Regions from separate parts of the Homo sapiens genome. Here region 1 is linked to region 2. The links are chromatin loops, found by intact Hi-C in ENCODE. Cell type or tissue: GM12878. All regions are shown on one strand.

Region 1 (8,000 bases), 110 kb before region 2:
TTATTCTTGTAGTATTAAACTAGGTGCTGAGAAGCATAAGAAAAATATATCATTTATCTCCAGCACATTCATGTTTCAACAGGCATGTATCACCTAAAATTTACCAAATTCTAGAGGAACCTTGCTGCCTAAACAAACAAATTTGCCGTATTTCCAAATTGTCTCAGTTCTGTCAATAGCAAAAGGGCTCAAATCTCAGTGATTGCTTTATTTCTTCCTTCTCCTTCCTAGTCTTTATTTAGTTAACATATTTGTCTCTTTTCTCCTCCAAACTCTCTATCCTTCTCTTTCTACCCTATCCATAAGTTTTAAAACATCACGTCTATGTTGAGACTCTCATTCTTGGACTTCTTGTCTTCAATTCCATCTTACCCAATCTACCAGACGAATTATCGTTAATGGTTTATTTCATATTATTCCATTGTTTCAGCACCTCTGACTTGCCTATGGCATTAGATCCAGAATCTCAGTGTCTGCTCATCACCTCATCTCTATCTCATCCCAAACTCTCCCGAGGCTCCTTTCTGTTCCTTCTATTCACTCAGCTATAGGTCTTTTGCTCATTCTGGTTTCCAGATCTCAAATTCTATCTCCACCTCTCTGCAACTATCTGAATCTTTCTCATCTTCTAGAGCACAACTGTAGCCTCATTATTCATTTTTGTCTAATCTCACCAGTCCATGTCTATTTTGTTCTTCTCTGAATCTATATCAGTTAGATTATCTCTCTATGTCTAGACAACCATTTAAATTGGTTACTTAATACATATTAAATGAGTACTACCCAGTCCCTAAACACAAGTAGTTCATAGTCTATAAATCTTTAAGTAAAGCACCAATTTTAAAAATAATTTCCAGATAAGGATAATCTGAATGAATATTAATACTCAGAGTAGGATCAGTATAATTCACAGCCTCAACTTATTTACATAACATTGAAATTTCTTTTTAGCATCTCAAATAATCCAACAAACTTATCTTAAATCTCACTTTTCTTATTTGCAATCTGTGTACGATTCTTTTTTATCATTTTTTCCAAACTACAATGGCAGCCATATAACCAAATAGGGTGAGGCATTTTGGAGGAATTAAAAAAAAGGTAGTATTTTCCAGACCAAATTGTAATCCTTGTAATGAATGAATGATCAGTGGTTGACTACATAGTACCCATGGTCTACCACAGAATTTATGATCACTTGTATTACAATCATCAACTTTTTTTCTAAACACTTGAACATTAAGCTCAACAAAGATACTCAAATCTCTAAGACTTCATGAGTATATTTAACGTTTAGAACTGTCTTTGTCTCTTAGTGGGTTAAATATTTAATAACATAGTAGTGAAAATATTCAGCTAATATTAATTGTGCACTCACCATTTTCCAGACATTCTTTTAAGTGCTTATTTTTATTAACTCATGCAGTTATCACAATAGTCCTACAATTTAAGTGTTTTTATTATTATCCTCATTTTAAAGATGAGAATGCTGGAGGCAGTGAGGCCTTAAATTTTTGCCTAAGGTCACACAGCTAGTAATGGAAAAGTTGGGATTGAAAATCGAGCAGTTTAATGAATTGATTCAGTAACTTCGATGACTCTAGAATAATTCAAAATAAATATTCTATTTGTTCAGTAAAAAATCATTGGTCTCTAATTATATTACATTGCTGCTCATTATAGTCTTTACTTTGTAACATTCATTTTGCCTTTGTCTTACTAGGGAAAAGTTGGAGGCAGTCACTTATATTCTTTTATGGCAAATTGGATTGCTTAAAGATGTTATATTTTTTTTGAAGGATGAAGCTGTATTTAATGTTTAAAATTAGGTCGATTAAGGCAGAAGGAAAGAAATAACTGTTTATAGAACTTTCATGTTATTATGGGCAAATAAGTTAGAATGTCTGAGACTACAGAGATGTAGGCTCCATTTTATAGACCACAGTGAAAATTATCTATTGAAATACTTCATTCCCATATTCCTCTTATGGGTTAATTATGAGTCCTTGATAGTTCTTTGAAAGGGCCTGAGTAACAGAAAGGTCAATTAATAGTATCAAATTCTAGTCAGACTTATTTCTCTAGTATTCAGAAAAAAGTTCCAAATGATGTCTCTGCCATAAGCAGATTAAAAATGCATCTTGTATTGTATTCTGTTAAGCAATCATACCTTTACTTTTTGCTCCATTCTACGTTCCTATAGGGAATTGAGTGGAATGTGAGCTATTTAATATGAGACACTTAGCAGGCTCATTTTTCTAGTTTGAACTCATTTGTCTAAATTACATTAGAATCTAGTAAAAGACTTGATAACATTTTGATATAACCTCCAAATAAAATATACAAAATGAAAGTTGATAATTATAGAGCTATGTGCTCTTGCTACTCTTTATATTTGTGATGATAAAGGCAGAAGCTAAATATTATTTTGCTGTCTTTTATGGTCCTGCTTGCCTTATTACCATAAGATATAGTGTTATGTGATACCAGTTTTCAGGATTTAAATAGCACTTAAATATGTACTTAACCTAGTTTAAATGACAAATAATGAAATAAGCCACCACTAGCAAATATTTTTATGAAAAAATTAAGAATCTATGTTCTTGAAAAGACATTGATTCAGATTTTCATGCTCCATGACAAATGAAGCACATTTTTTTTTCTTTTTTTCTTTTTTGAGACGGAGTCTTGCTCTGTCGCCCAGGATGGAGTGCAGTGGCGCGATCTCGGCTCACTGCAAGGTCCGCCTTCCGGGTTCACGCCATTCTCCTGCCTCAGCCTCCCGAATAGCTGGGACTACAGGCGCCCGCCACCGCGCCCGGCTAATTTTTACTATTTTTGGGAGAGACGGGGTTTCACCGTTTTAGCCAGGATGGTCTCGATCTCCTGACCTCGTGATCTGCCCGCCTCGGCCTCCCAAACTGCTGGGATTACAGGCGTGAGCCACTGCGCCCGGCCAAATGAAGCACATTTATTAATCCTCCCTCTTGAATCCCACTGCAATGAGCATGAAAATGCTCTGAAGGGAATAAATCCATAAAATAATCAAAAACAAAACATAGAGCATCAATAGTCTGAAGAAGTTGAAGGCATAAAGCAAATTGGGCAGATGTTCCTTGTATGAGCAGAGATGAAAACCAATCTGTGTCGTGGAGGGATCACAAACAATTGACAAATGTGATGAGTAGGATTGTGCTTTGTGACAGTGAAAGTAATTATTTAAAAGACCATATGCTGAACTATGACATCCTGAATCCAGTCCACCACTCCCATCCTTGTGTGTATACAGAGAAGACAGATGTGGCAATAACATAGAAGTGGAGATACATCTATAAGGAGGGCTAGACTCCCAAATGTGAGCAATAGCGATCCCAAACGAACTCCTTTAATTTTAGCATGAAAATAGATGAAGATTGCTAAGAAATAGCTGCTTTAAACTGTCCATGTTATTATGCTATTATCTCTTGGCTTCAAATTTACCAATCTATACCCTGTTGTGCTGTCATAGAACTAGGACTCTGCAATCCACATTTCTCCTTTGTTGTCATATTCCCTATAGGCTCAGCCAGTAGGGGGCACAAAAGGGAGATTCCATGGCTGTTCTTGGCAGTATCATCAGAGCAGCACTTCCTTACCTGGACAGCAGCAGCATTTTATTCCAGTAGTAGCTGTTGATTCTAGTTTGTAGTTTTTCCAACACAGAATTAGCTTTATTGTGTCCCCTCGGCCTTTAACACCAGCTGTGCTGAATCTCATCCTCGAAGATTTTGGGTCTTGGCTTTGCGTGGCCTTTCCTCTGAGTTCTAAAGCACCAGAACAAGCCGAGGAATGTTCCTCCTCAAAGGTCTGAGTCCCAGCTCCACAGGTCCTTCCATCCTCCTAAGGCATCTGTGCCAGCTGAGCAGTGCTTGTTCCTCAGAAGTGTATGCCTTAGTGCCACAGGACCCACCCTCCAAACTTCTAAGTTGTAACTATTCCAACTTTTCCCCCTTTATCCCTGCCACCCTACTTGTCATAACTGCTAGTGACATTATTACCTTTTTACCTTCTCAGTTCTCTAATACCTAGTTAATAATTCTTGATGTTAAATACTCTTTGTTAAAATAAATGAGGCTGTTATCGTCTCCTGATTTGACCCTGACTAGTATTGAAATAAACTCTACCTGCGAAACTAATTTCAAAGCCAATGCTCCCAATCAGGGTGGAAGCTCGCTGGCAAAGCAGGCATATATAATTGTGGAGGAAACAACACTAAGAAGCCTAATCATTCATTCATCAATAAAACAAAAAGAAAACAAGAACCATGAGTCATCTGGGAAAAAATGCAGCACAAAATATAAAATTCAAGATAAACAGATGGATTAAGTAACACTTGGGAAAGTGGAGACATATTGAAATAGAAGAGAATGCTTAAAATAGTTATATATGTTTTGTACCATATAAAATATGTGCAAAGATATTACAGCCATATAAAAAAGCCACTTGAAAAAGAAGAAACTTAGAAGAAAATAAAGCATTTTTGAAGATGGAAAGTACATGTAAGTGTAATATTTTAAAAGTCATCAACACTCAGAATACACTTATTTAAATTTTAAAACTTTATAGACTTTCAGAACACCAAAGACAAAATAAGATAATCTCAAACTCAGTCAGAGCCTAAAAAAATCATCTGAAAAATAATAGGAATTGGACTTTTCCTCAACATGAATGCTACAAGAAAATAGATAACTGCCTTCAAAGATGGAAAGAAAAAAATCAACTTTGAATTTTCTACTTAATCAAAAAGTCAACAGATTGTCAAGGTAAAATAAAGCTTTTCCAGATGTGTAAGAAAGTGAGAAAGTTTTCTACAACGCACCTTTCTTAAAAAACACTTAAGGATTATTGAGGTAAAATGAAAAAGAGGCATTTAAAAGAAAGAAGAAATCCAAGGAAAGATAAACCTAAATTGTAAATAAAAGCAAAAGAAAGTTTAGAAAGCTTTAGAGAAGTCTAAGGGAGCTATCCTAGAGTTATAAGAAGGCCACAGAGTTCCAAGAAGATTGTCTAAGAAAATGGATCCCGTTACACACATTTTGTGAATAGGAAGCTGAAGGATCTCAGCATTCAAATGAAGTCAGATTTTTCTTAACAAGAAAATAGAAATCAAATAAATACAAAGTATACTAAAAGCTAATATAAGAAAGCCATGCTCCCAATATGAAGCAAATTTAAATGTGGTCTGGTTTTGAGTAGTTGATCACCAGAGTGAAGGTGGAATCAGCAGACCACAGGCTTGCAGCTTTTTCCTTGAGGTGCACGGGGTTAATACTATGATTTTTTGTTGTTGTTGTTGTTTTGTTAAATACAATCACATATTTTCTTCTTAAGTTATTGGTTTATAGGTTTTAGAATCCGCCTAGACAAGCATAGTAAATGTAAATATAGCTACAAGACATAAGGTAAATTTTATACATCTTGAAAATATAAAAGTAATTCTAGGTTTGGCAACAGTTATAAGGTGCAAGGCAAAGAGGAAAAGGTGGGAGAAGATTACATGATTGTCATTCTCTTACACACTGTAAATTTAAGAGCTACTCTAAAGCTGAAGATAAATATGCTCCCATTTTCTGCTTCTAAGTATGGCTGTGCCACTAGCACCTGCCAGTGGAATGTGGAGAGTGATGTGTGTGTTATTATACTTCCATGCCAAGGGTTTTAAGAGGTGGATGTGGCTTTTTTTTACACTCTATATTTCCTTCTACTAGCTAGATGCAGAGGATAGTAAAGATCTCCAGGAAGACAGAGCCGCAAAAGCAATAAATAACTTTTAATTTACTATGCCAGTGAATAAAACAACTTTCTCAGCTACCTGAGAGGCTGAGGTGGGAAGATTTCTTGAGCCCAGGAGGTTGAGGCTTCAGTGAGCTATGATTACAGCACTGCATTCCAGCTTGGGAAACAGAGTGAGGCCCTATCTCTTTAAAAAAATGGAAGCTAAAACATTTCATAATTTCTAATGGAAAGTCAATAGGTATTCTAATATCTACTTCATTGTGCTCCAAAATGTATTATGTTCTAAGCACATGGGGAATAAAATAAAACCAACCATGTTAGAAAAAAATACGTATTTCAAAAGTCTAAGCAGCACAGTAATGTTCCATATAATGAATCATGTTTTATAGCTTTATATAAATATATAAAAATCATATACATATTATATATAATCATAAAAATTATTTAAATGCACATACCTCTATATCCTTTTGTCATCTTACTATATTTCCAAAACCAGTTTGTGTATTGCTTCAGAGGGTATTTAATTGCTTTTTTATAAAAAAGAAATTGAATCTTAAAGGGAAGGCTTATTACTTGTCTAAGGTCACGTTTTTATTAATAATAGTAAACACAAAATTGGAACCATGATATTCAGACTCCTAATTATAATTTCTAATAAAGTTTGTGCTTTATTAGTAGTACTAGTTATGGTTTTAATGTGGTTATTGCGTAAAAGATAAATGTTGTTATGGCTTTATAACTGAAGCCATGATAGTGAATGAGACTGCACAGGGTGAATGTATAAAATGAGACAAAAAGAAGACCCAAAACATGATCTTCAGGAAGGCAAACATATAAGGAGAGGCAGAACAAGCTGAAAATTATGAAGAAGTGGCTGATGAAGTAGAAAACATACCAGGGGAGTGAGTGAAATGTCACAGAAGCCAAAGGACGGGACCATTTTATTAAAACAATTAAGTGATCCAAAGGGTTCAATTATGTTAAAAGAAAAATGTCCATTTGATTTAGGAACAAGTAGATCATTGGTGATTTTGGCAAAAGAAACTTCAGTGAGCTGGCAGAAGCAGTGGTGGACTTCAGTGAATTGAAGAGTGGTTTGAAGAGGACATGGTTTGAAGAGTTATTGTTGATAAGAATTTTGTCTTTGAAGAAAGGGAAATGATGCGGGAAGTAGCTAGAGGAGAATGTAGGGTCATGGAAAGATTTGTTTTTGTGTTTTATTATAAAATAGTAAAAACAAACATGTTTAAGTGTTGATAAGAAGAAACTAGCAAACAGGAAGAAGTTGGAGACAGTAAAGAAAGGTTACAATCAGCGACTGGGGTATCCGGGTGAGGGCATTGAGAATATAGTTAGGAGTACATCTTTATAAATAGAGGAGTGTCTCACTTCTACCAACAAGAGGGAAGGAAGAAAGGATAGTATGGATTCAAGTGAACGTGTAAGTTTGGTGGGGAGAAGAGTTTGCATCAGATGACTTTTATTAATTTTGAGAAATAACAGAGAAGATATAAAGGGACTAACAATTTGAATCAAATGGAGACCACAGAACATGAAAACAATAACTTACTTGGGAAACCTAGAAGAAGTCCCAGGCAGCATCAACAATCCAGCTAAAGCTGGAGACCATGAATTTAAAGAGTCTTAAGCTGCATAGTTTTGTGATTTTCTCCGGCAGCAATAAGCAAATATGTAGTTGGTACAGGATCAGAATCTTTAAAATAAATAAAAGCACACACAGAAAATGGACTGCCTATTGACATGTGCAAACACATATGAAATTCAAGATAATTGGAAGGCTTTCAAAAATATCTCCATAGCTCCTAACACTAAACTTTGGGGTTACTACCTAAGAAATAGGTTTAGTCATGTCAGGCATGCCCTAAGCTATTGGAATTCCATTTATATAACCATTCTGAGCAACTGAATTAGAAACTAAAATCTATAGCTACCAGACTGATTCTACAATCACATGGCACCTATGAAAAGAAAACTTGTCTTTCTTCATAATGAATGATTAATTTTGTAAATGTGCTGTGAAAATTCTGGCAAAGCACTGTGCTTTGGAAGTAGGAAAGTTGCTAAAGCTATGGGCCACATTAATTGGTTCCACTCCTTAATGCTTTAGATTTTTCAGATTTACATATGCCAACACTTTTTAAAATTTAAAATTTGACCTAAAACAAACAAAAAAGTTGTGTTCAAAATTTAACACAACATTTAAC
Region 2 (8,000 bases):
ATATTGTGTATTAATTGGAAGCACTTCATAGCCAAGGTCTGTATTGTCAATTATTGTGCGTGTTCCTTGAATGTGAAGGCGGTGCAAAACTGTTTCCAATGGGTAAAGTATAACGTCAGAACAAAGACTGGCAGCAAAGTTAGCAATAAGTTCTGGAAAATAAGCATCCAACATACTCTGCACAGGGCTAGTGCTCTCAGCTAGGTGGCTATTGTAAGTCTTTCTCTTTAGAATTAGTAGGACAAACTTCTGAATAACTGAGCTGATGATGTAATGAAGAACTCCATGAAGCACCGTAGGGAAGATCAAGGAAAGAAGCGGAAGAAGTCGTTTGCTATGAGGCACTCCCATGCCTATCACTCTTCCAATTCCTTCTTTAACACACTCCAAAATGCCAGTATTATCTCGAATTATCTCACTCTGAAATAAAAATGATGAAATAAGTAAAACTTAACATTTGCTTATTTTGCCACAGAAAAAGGACTCTTTTTAGGTTCCTTTTAAATCCTAACATAGTGACTGAAGAGGGAAACATCCATGATTTGCAGACTTTAACTGTTATCTAGGCATCAGATTTTTTTTCAAATGAAATCTCATAAAATTGCTAGCAGTGAAGTTGGGAGCTAATCTTATTGGGGTAGGGAGACTGGGGAGATGTGTAGGTGGATACATCTCAAGAAACTTCTTAGAACTCACATGGAAAGGCAATAACTATGTAACGCTTAAGGAGACAATATAGTGCTTATAGTTCTTAAACATGTTTAAATCCTGGCTCCATTACTTACTGGCTATGTAACCATTGTCAAGTTACTTAACTTCTCCTAAGCACAGTTTCGCATTCTACAAAAATGGAAATGAGCACTGTCTACTTTTTATGCACAGGGTTGTTGTGAATATTAAATGAAAAAAGGCTTGGCACTCAGGAGTCACTCAATAAATGTTAGTCTTATTACCACCTGCAATGTCTGCTTTTGTAGAATTTTGGGGATATGAATAAGAAAGTTTGATGTGGATTACCGAGGTATAGATAGATAGAAAAGAACTTGCCAAAAGGCACTTTGGCTGCAGCAATGACTGCAGGAAAGTAGCAGATGAAATTTATAAGGTAGCCAGGGGCTATATCATGCCTTAGAGACTAATCTGTAGACTTTGGCTTCTAGTCAGATGGGAAATAACTGGTTGATTTTAAGCAGAAGACGGACATGACATAATTTGTATTTTGAAAGAATACTGGCTGTTGTGCAAAGGAGAACAAGATCAGTTGAGAAACCAGTTCAAAAGTTACTGGAATGATTCCAGTAACAAAGAGATGATGGTGGCTTGGACTAGAAGGTGGCAACAGAAGTAAAGTGGTTCAATTGTGCTTTTATCCTAAAATCAAAGTCTATGGGAATTACTGGTGAATTGCATTTGGGGTATGCAAGAGAAGGGTCAAGGATAACCCCAAGGTTGCTGTCCAGAGGAACTGGGGGAATAGCACTGCCTTTTATTGAGATGAAAAATTGCCAGAGTAGCAATTTGGTGAAGATCAAGAGTTCAGAAATGTTAAGTAAATTAACTCCAAATGGAGTTCACAATAGAAATTACAGAAAAAGGTACACAATGGACCTACAGATGGTTTCCAACTTACGATGTCTCAACCTAAGATTTTTCGAATTTATGACAGGTTTATTGGGATGTAATCCCATCGTGAGTGGAGGAGCACTGTATTATAAATGTGGGAGTCTTTAGTAAATAGATGATATTTAAAACTATGAGATGACAGTGAGCTTGCCTAGCCTTCTAATCCATCTTCCTACTTCTGACCCTGACATCCTTCCCACTCCAGTTTATTTTTAATGCAACAGTCAAAGAGATCCTAATAAAGATGTAAGTCAGATCACACCACCGCTCTGCTCAAACCTATCAAAGACTTTCCATCCTTCTCAAACAAAAGCCCAATTATTACAATGATTTACAATGTCCTATGTAATCTGGTCCCCTCTTACCACTCAGGCCTCATCTCCTGTATTCCCCCCTTGCTTACTTAGCACCAACCATAACAGCTTCCTTTCTACTTCTTAAGCATGTGTGATACAACACACATGACACAGTCCCACTTGAGAGTTTTTGCACCTGCTTTCCCTCTAAATACAATTCAACATTTGCTTATTTTGTGCTTAGTTAGCACCAGCCACATCGGCATCCTTCCTACTTCTCAAGCATGTATGATACAACACACATGACACAGTCCCATGTAAGGGCATTTGCACTTGCCTTCCCTCTACTTAGAATATTCTCCCAAATATGCATGTTGATCTTTACACAAATGTCACCTTCTCAGTGAGACCTTTACTTATCTTCTTAAAAAAATATTAACCGCCCCTCCCTACCCATTACACATCCTATTTGCCTTCCTTGCTTTATTTTTGCTTTCTTTAGCAGTTAATCGCCATGAAATATACCTTTTATTTAGTTGTTTATGTCTACTTTCCCCATAAGAATATAAGTGCTATGAGAACAGAGCATTTTGGTTTTGTTTGCTGTTGTATCCCCAGGGTCTATAACAGTACCTGATATAGGCAAGTACTCAATAAACAATTGATACATTTTTTTTAAAAGTTTAGCAGTTAAGATAATCTGCAAATCTGAAAGGTAAAGTGATGTAATTAAAACCTTGGTTTAAAACTATAATAAGAAGTCTGAAGTTGATTTTAGGGAATATGAGTCAATATGAATCCTTAATCAGTAAAAGGATATATATAAGTATTGCAACTTGAAAACAATCTTGTATGAGTATTGACTTTTAAAATGTGGAGACTAGTACAAGGATTTCTTTCTTTCTTTCTTTTTTATTTTTTTTAAGACAGAGTCTTACTCTGTCACCGAGGCTGGAGTACAGTGGCGTGATCTCAGCTCACTGCAACCTCTGCCTCCCGGGTTCAAGCGATTCTTCCATCTCAGCCTCCTGAATAGCTGGGACAACAGGCGCCCACTACCACACCCGGCTAATTTTTGTATTTTTAGTAGAGATGGGATTTCACTGTTGGCCAGGCTGGTCTCGAACTCCTGACCTCATGATCCGCCCACCTAGGCCTCAAGGATTCTTAATGAAGAAATAGATAACTACAAAGTTCATGATGACTGGGTAATTATGAAGGATGAAAGAAATGTAAAAATAAAAAACTTTCCTAAAACAAAAACTAAAGTTTTGAATCTTTAGTGTGAAGATAACAATAGTATCACTAATATATTGCCAAGGAGAAGAGGTTCTAAAGGAAGCTAATTTTTAGAGGGACAGATGAGATTGTTTTTAAAAGTTGAGTCTGAAGATTTAACTCACATGAGATTAGAGCTAATGATTCCTGTGAATAAATTAGCTCTTTCAGAATAATGAGTATAGGATAAAAAACAGAGGGTCAAGGATTGGGCCTTAAGGTATAAGACAAGAGATGGCAAAGGCATTATTGAAAAAAGATGTTCAAGAGAGAGAAATCTAAAGAAAAAAGAGTTCTAGAAAAGCAGACAAAAGAGATCAAAAGGAGTTAGCAAGTGGAACTTGAAGCAGGAAACAAGGAGTAAATACTGGGTTAAAAAAAACACATACACAGAAAAAACCCTATCACATAGTGAGCCGGGCACTTATATAAATAACTCATTCAATGTTACACGTCAGTTATTAAAATACTATTCACAATTTATGGATAAGAAAATTATAAAGGTTAAGAAATCTGTCTAAAGTCCCAGGTCTAATTTAAGCAGAGAAATGTGATAATGGGTCTGTCTCAAGCTAAAAATTGTTTTCCCCAATAAATCATTCTGCTTAGTTGTTTTTCCTTAAATAATTACCTTCCTGACATTTTTCCCTTACCTTTAAAATGAGGCTATCTCATACAAGTGACAACTCTGTAAATTCTATAGCACCATACAAAAATTCATCATTTATTTAACACAATGCCAAATGCAAGGGGAAGGGAAAGTATGATTTGGGTCGCAAGACACTAACTTCAGTTAACTGAAGTTAGTTCTAACAGAAATAATAATAATAATAATCATAAATCAAAGATGAATGATACAGCCAGAAAAGAAACAAGGTAGAAAAGAGTAATTAGAAGAGCAAAGGCTGATCCAGTGCGAGTTTTTACAGAGAGGGCACTCACATATACTAGAGAAAAGAATATGCTAGAGGATCTGATGTGGAAATAGAAGACAGGTGTACAAATAGTTGGATTTTGTATACAGGTGAAGTAAAAACTACCTTCATCTTACAGTTTTAAGTGTAGGAAGGAGGGTAAGACATTTAATTAAATGTACTTGAAGCGCCACCATGTGGTTAGGAATAGTAACACAAGCAAACAGAATTTCAAGTGCTAGCAGAAAATTGCTTCAGCTTTGTAGTATTTACCACACCCAATAGTATCAAATGTCACTTAAAGGCATGTTTTAAAAGAATCCTGTCAGTAAACTACCTGTGGGGACAACCTGCTTCCTGTTCGGATGATTATCCATCATGTTTATTCTCAGGTAATTATTAATTTACTGTCCAATGATAAGCCATAACCATCTGAGTTGTATGTAAGGGCCTTAAAAAGTTTATAGATTCTTTGTTTTCAGAGCAAGTTATAGGCTGTGTTCTGAGATGTCTAAATGAAGAGTATAGTTGCCTATGGAAAGGACAAAAATAATTAAAACTAGAAGTGTGACTTAAGATACCAATGGAAATATACAGACAAGCAACGTGCGATATAACTGTGATATTTATAAAATAAATATTTTAAGACATAGTCTTAAAATTTTCTGCTGAAATGTTAGATATCTACAATATACTGAATAGTCAAAAAACTATTCTTAAATAAAAAAAAAATGACAGTAAAAAAAAGCTCACCTGCACTGTTTCAATCAGACTTGCTGAATAAAAAGGCATTGCCACCACGTAAGTTAGGCTATAGAAATTAAAACAAATTTATCAGTATACTGAAACAAGATGCTTATACTAAATTTTTTAATATCTGCTTTAATATGTCAACATAATTTATAGTCAAGCTAGAATAATCTTTTTAAGGTTTTCAACTATTAATACCTACAGCCTAAAAATATTAACTTCAGAAATCTGTAACGTAGGATGCTTTATTCAACAGAGATGAAAAAATCAAATGATAAAACAAGGACAGCCTGCAAAGAAAATAGATTGGACATCTACCTACACATAGCTAATGCAGCCTATAAATCTAAAACTTAAAATTGAGGATGAGGGATCCATTCCATAGTTTGCCTTTTTAGTGATATTTGAGCAAGTAACTTTTCTGTTACTATCCTCTTATATCAATTCCCAGATTTCCCATCCAGCAGAGTTAGGCCAGTCTTCAATGGTGAGTGAAGTCCCTTTTATTATTAAAAAAAAAAAAAAACATTATACAGCTTTGCAAAGTTGTTTCCTATCACCAATATTTAGACATAGTAATATTACAACTTTGCAAGCCTGCAAAATATAGTTATTCAAAATAATATCAAGGTGGGACTTACCTAACCCTTATGGGCCAGGTCCTGGCAAGTAGTGGTTTTCAAGGTGAATGGAACATCACTAAGTAATAATGTGCTGGAATGTCCCACTGAGGGAGCCAGCAAGCTGGGGGATTTCCAATTCACAATCTTCAAAAAAAAAAATTAAAAAGTGAAGAATAAAATTCTAATCTACAAAAATGGTTACCGTTGTAAAATCACTAAGTGCCTTCAGGACTACATTTCAATGTCACTAAGGTTTTTTGGGTTTGCTTATCACCATACAAATACATTTGCATCTCTGATTAACAATAAAATAGTTATACTTTCTTTGAAAATCTGGGTTAAATAAATTGAAGACCTATGCTAACTTCCTAAGAAAACATACACAAAATTAGTCTGTGATTCTAGCCTTTCAAATTAGGAATTTATTTTAAAGATAATATATATTTCAGGATTTATTCCTAAACTCTGTGTTACTTTGTCCTTTGAAGTTATAGTCCCACCAACATTTCACTGCTCTAATTTCCTTCTCTACAGTTATTTAATAAGATTTGTTTCCAGTTCTAATACTATAAAAATTAGTGAAAATGCCCAATAAAAATGCCATTTTTTGATACTTACGATTTCAGTAGAAGGTGTTCTCCTATTTGTTTAGGACTCCATTTATGTAAAACCTCCCTAAAACATAAAAATAAACTTAAATAAAACAAAAGCCATGTTATTTAAAACATCTGGAATTAGCCCAATTTTCAAAACAGTAATCAACTTCTAATTTTTTTCAATCTGTAGGAGAAATATATTCTAATGGTGAACATTTTCTTTTCTAGAACACAGTGTAAACAACTGTGATGGTTTGAGAGAAAAAAATACAAGGTGTTTTCATACGTGCTGATAGAAGGGGCTGGCAGAGAAGCAAGAGGCACAACTGATTATGAAAGTAAACATGAGAAATTAAAGGAAGAAAATTAAGATGATTGGTTAAAAGAAAGAGAATAGATATGGAAACAAAGAACAGGATTAAAAAAGGCTTTACAAAGTATATAAGAATGACAATTTTTTAAAAAAGTTAAGTAACTCTAATGCAGGCTGACACATTACATTTATGTAGTACCTAATTTCTGAATTATCTTTACTTAGTACAATTACATAATTTTGTGACCATTATATTCTATTATCTTTGTGAGCACCTACTAAATGCCATGACTATGCAAAGTGCTTTGCATGAACTATTTCTAATCTTCATAATAACCCTATTTTCTCCATTTCATAGATGAGGAGATAGGATCAGAGGGGATTAATAACTCATCCAAAGCCAAGTAACCAGTTAGTGTGGAACTCTGTTCTAAACCCCGGTACTCTCTGCCTGTACTGCCTCTCATCTTATTTGATACAAAGAAGAACCTTGTGAGATAAGCAGAGCAGATATTGTCACACTTGTCTTACTGATGAGAAAAATCAGGGTCAAAAAGATCACAGGAAAATGTTCAAAGGAAACAGGCAAAAATGCCAGGTCTGGAACCAAGGTGTAGGATTTTGTGCATTCTGTCTGCTAGTTTGGTTACCTTTGGAAAACAAGAAAAGAAAGAAAAAAAAGGAAGGAAGAAAAAAAAAAGAAAGAAAGAAGGAAGGGAGGGAGGGAGGCAAGCTGAAATGAAATAGAACCAAAGGTGAAAAAAGGGAGTAAGTTCTATCAAGAGAAAAGTCCAAAAAGAGTCAAGATTATAGAGGGTAAAAAAAAAAGAAAAGAAAAAAAAAGAAAGTAAATAAGAAGAAAAAAATGAAAAGGCAGGGGAGATAGAAGAAAAATGAAAAGAAAAAGAGAAAAAAAAAACAGAAAGGGAAGTGCAAAATAAAGATAAGACTTGCTACCAACAGTTTCTCTGATGGAATGGGTACTCATTCCATCATGGCTATGGCTACAGCAGGAATCTAGATAAACATTTTCTATTTCACATGACTGAATTTGAAAAACAACAGCATATACATACATCAGAGACTTTCAGACAATAGAGCAACTACCCCCGATTTCTAAGACCTTAGAGCACCTTCTGGGCCGAACTCTGATTAAATTACTATTAGGATATTTATTTGGCCTGAACAACACAATGTAGCTGAAATCATATTATTCAATGATTAAGTCGAAAAATATAAAAAATAGATTAGGCCTCCCATCTTACTGAAAGTTACTTTATGATTATAAAACAAAATACGTTACATGCTTTGTAAATCATCTTGGCACAGCTAATACTCATGGCCTCACAAAGTATTACCACAGTTTATGACGACACCAATTTTAAGTATGAAACTGTGGTAAACACTTAGGACTGGGTAGCCTCCCCTTTAAATACAATGTCAATTCTGAGTTACCTCCCCTTTGATGACTACTGCCAATTCTTAAGATCATTAAGATAAAAGGAGACTTAAAACCAAGTATTTAAAAAAATGCTTTTGGGACTCTTCTTTGTATCTGTTCTCTACTACTTTATAAAATGGGTAAAATTTACTGTTACAGCTCTAGA

The links. Peaks named below come from ENCODE experiments on the same cell type or tissue, not always from the same donor. Only the 100,000 strongest peaks of a DNase experiment are listed, where the experiment ranks them.
Region 1: it touches region 2 in a loop (11-fold over the local background); 10 of 110 quality-filtered maps call a loop at or near these places.

Annotation. Positions count from the first base shown.
Region 1 is chr5:110,861,472-110,869,471 of GRCh38, reverse strand. No RefSeq gene overlaps it. Among named protein-coding and RNA genes, the nearest start is that of SLC25A46, 130 kb to the right of the region's middle. In GM12878, a CTCF peak has its summit at 3,564 (motif pointing right); no DNase peak of the experiment used is centred here.
Region 2 is chr5:110,753,624-110,761,623 of GRCh38, reverse strand. SLC25A46 (solute carrier family 25 member 46) reads right to left here. Exons shown (of 8, transcript NM_138773.4): 6 at 6,103-6,159; 7 at 4,865-4,922; 8 at 1-420. Among named protein-coding and RNA genes, the nearest start is that of SLC25A46, 19 kb to the right of the region's middle. In GM12878, a CTCF peak has its summit at 4,300 (motif pointing left); a DNase peak (open chromatin) is centred at 4,297; H3K4me3 peaks cover 300 bases; H3K27ac peaks cover 2,583 bases.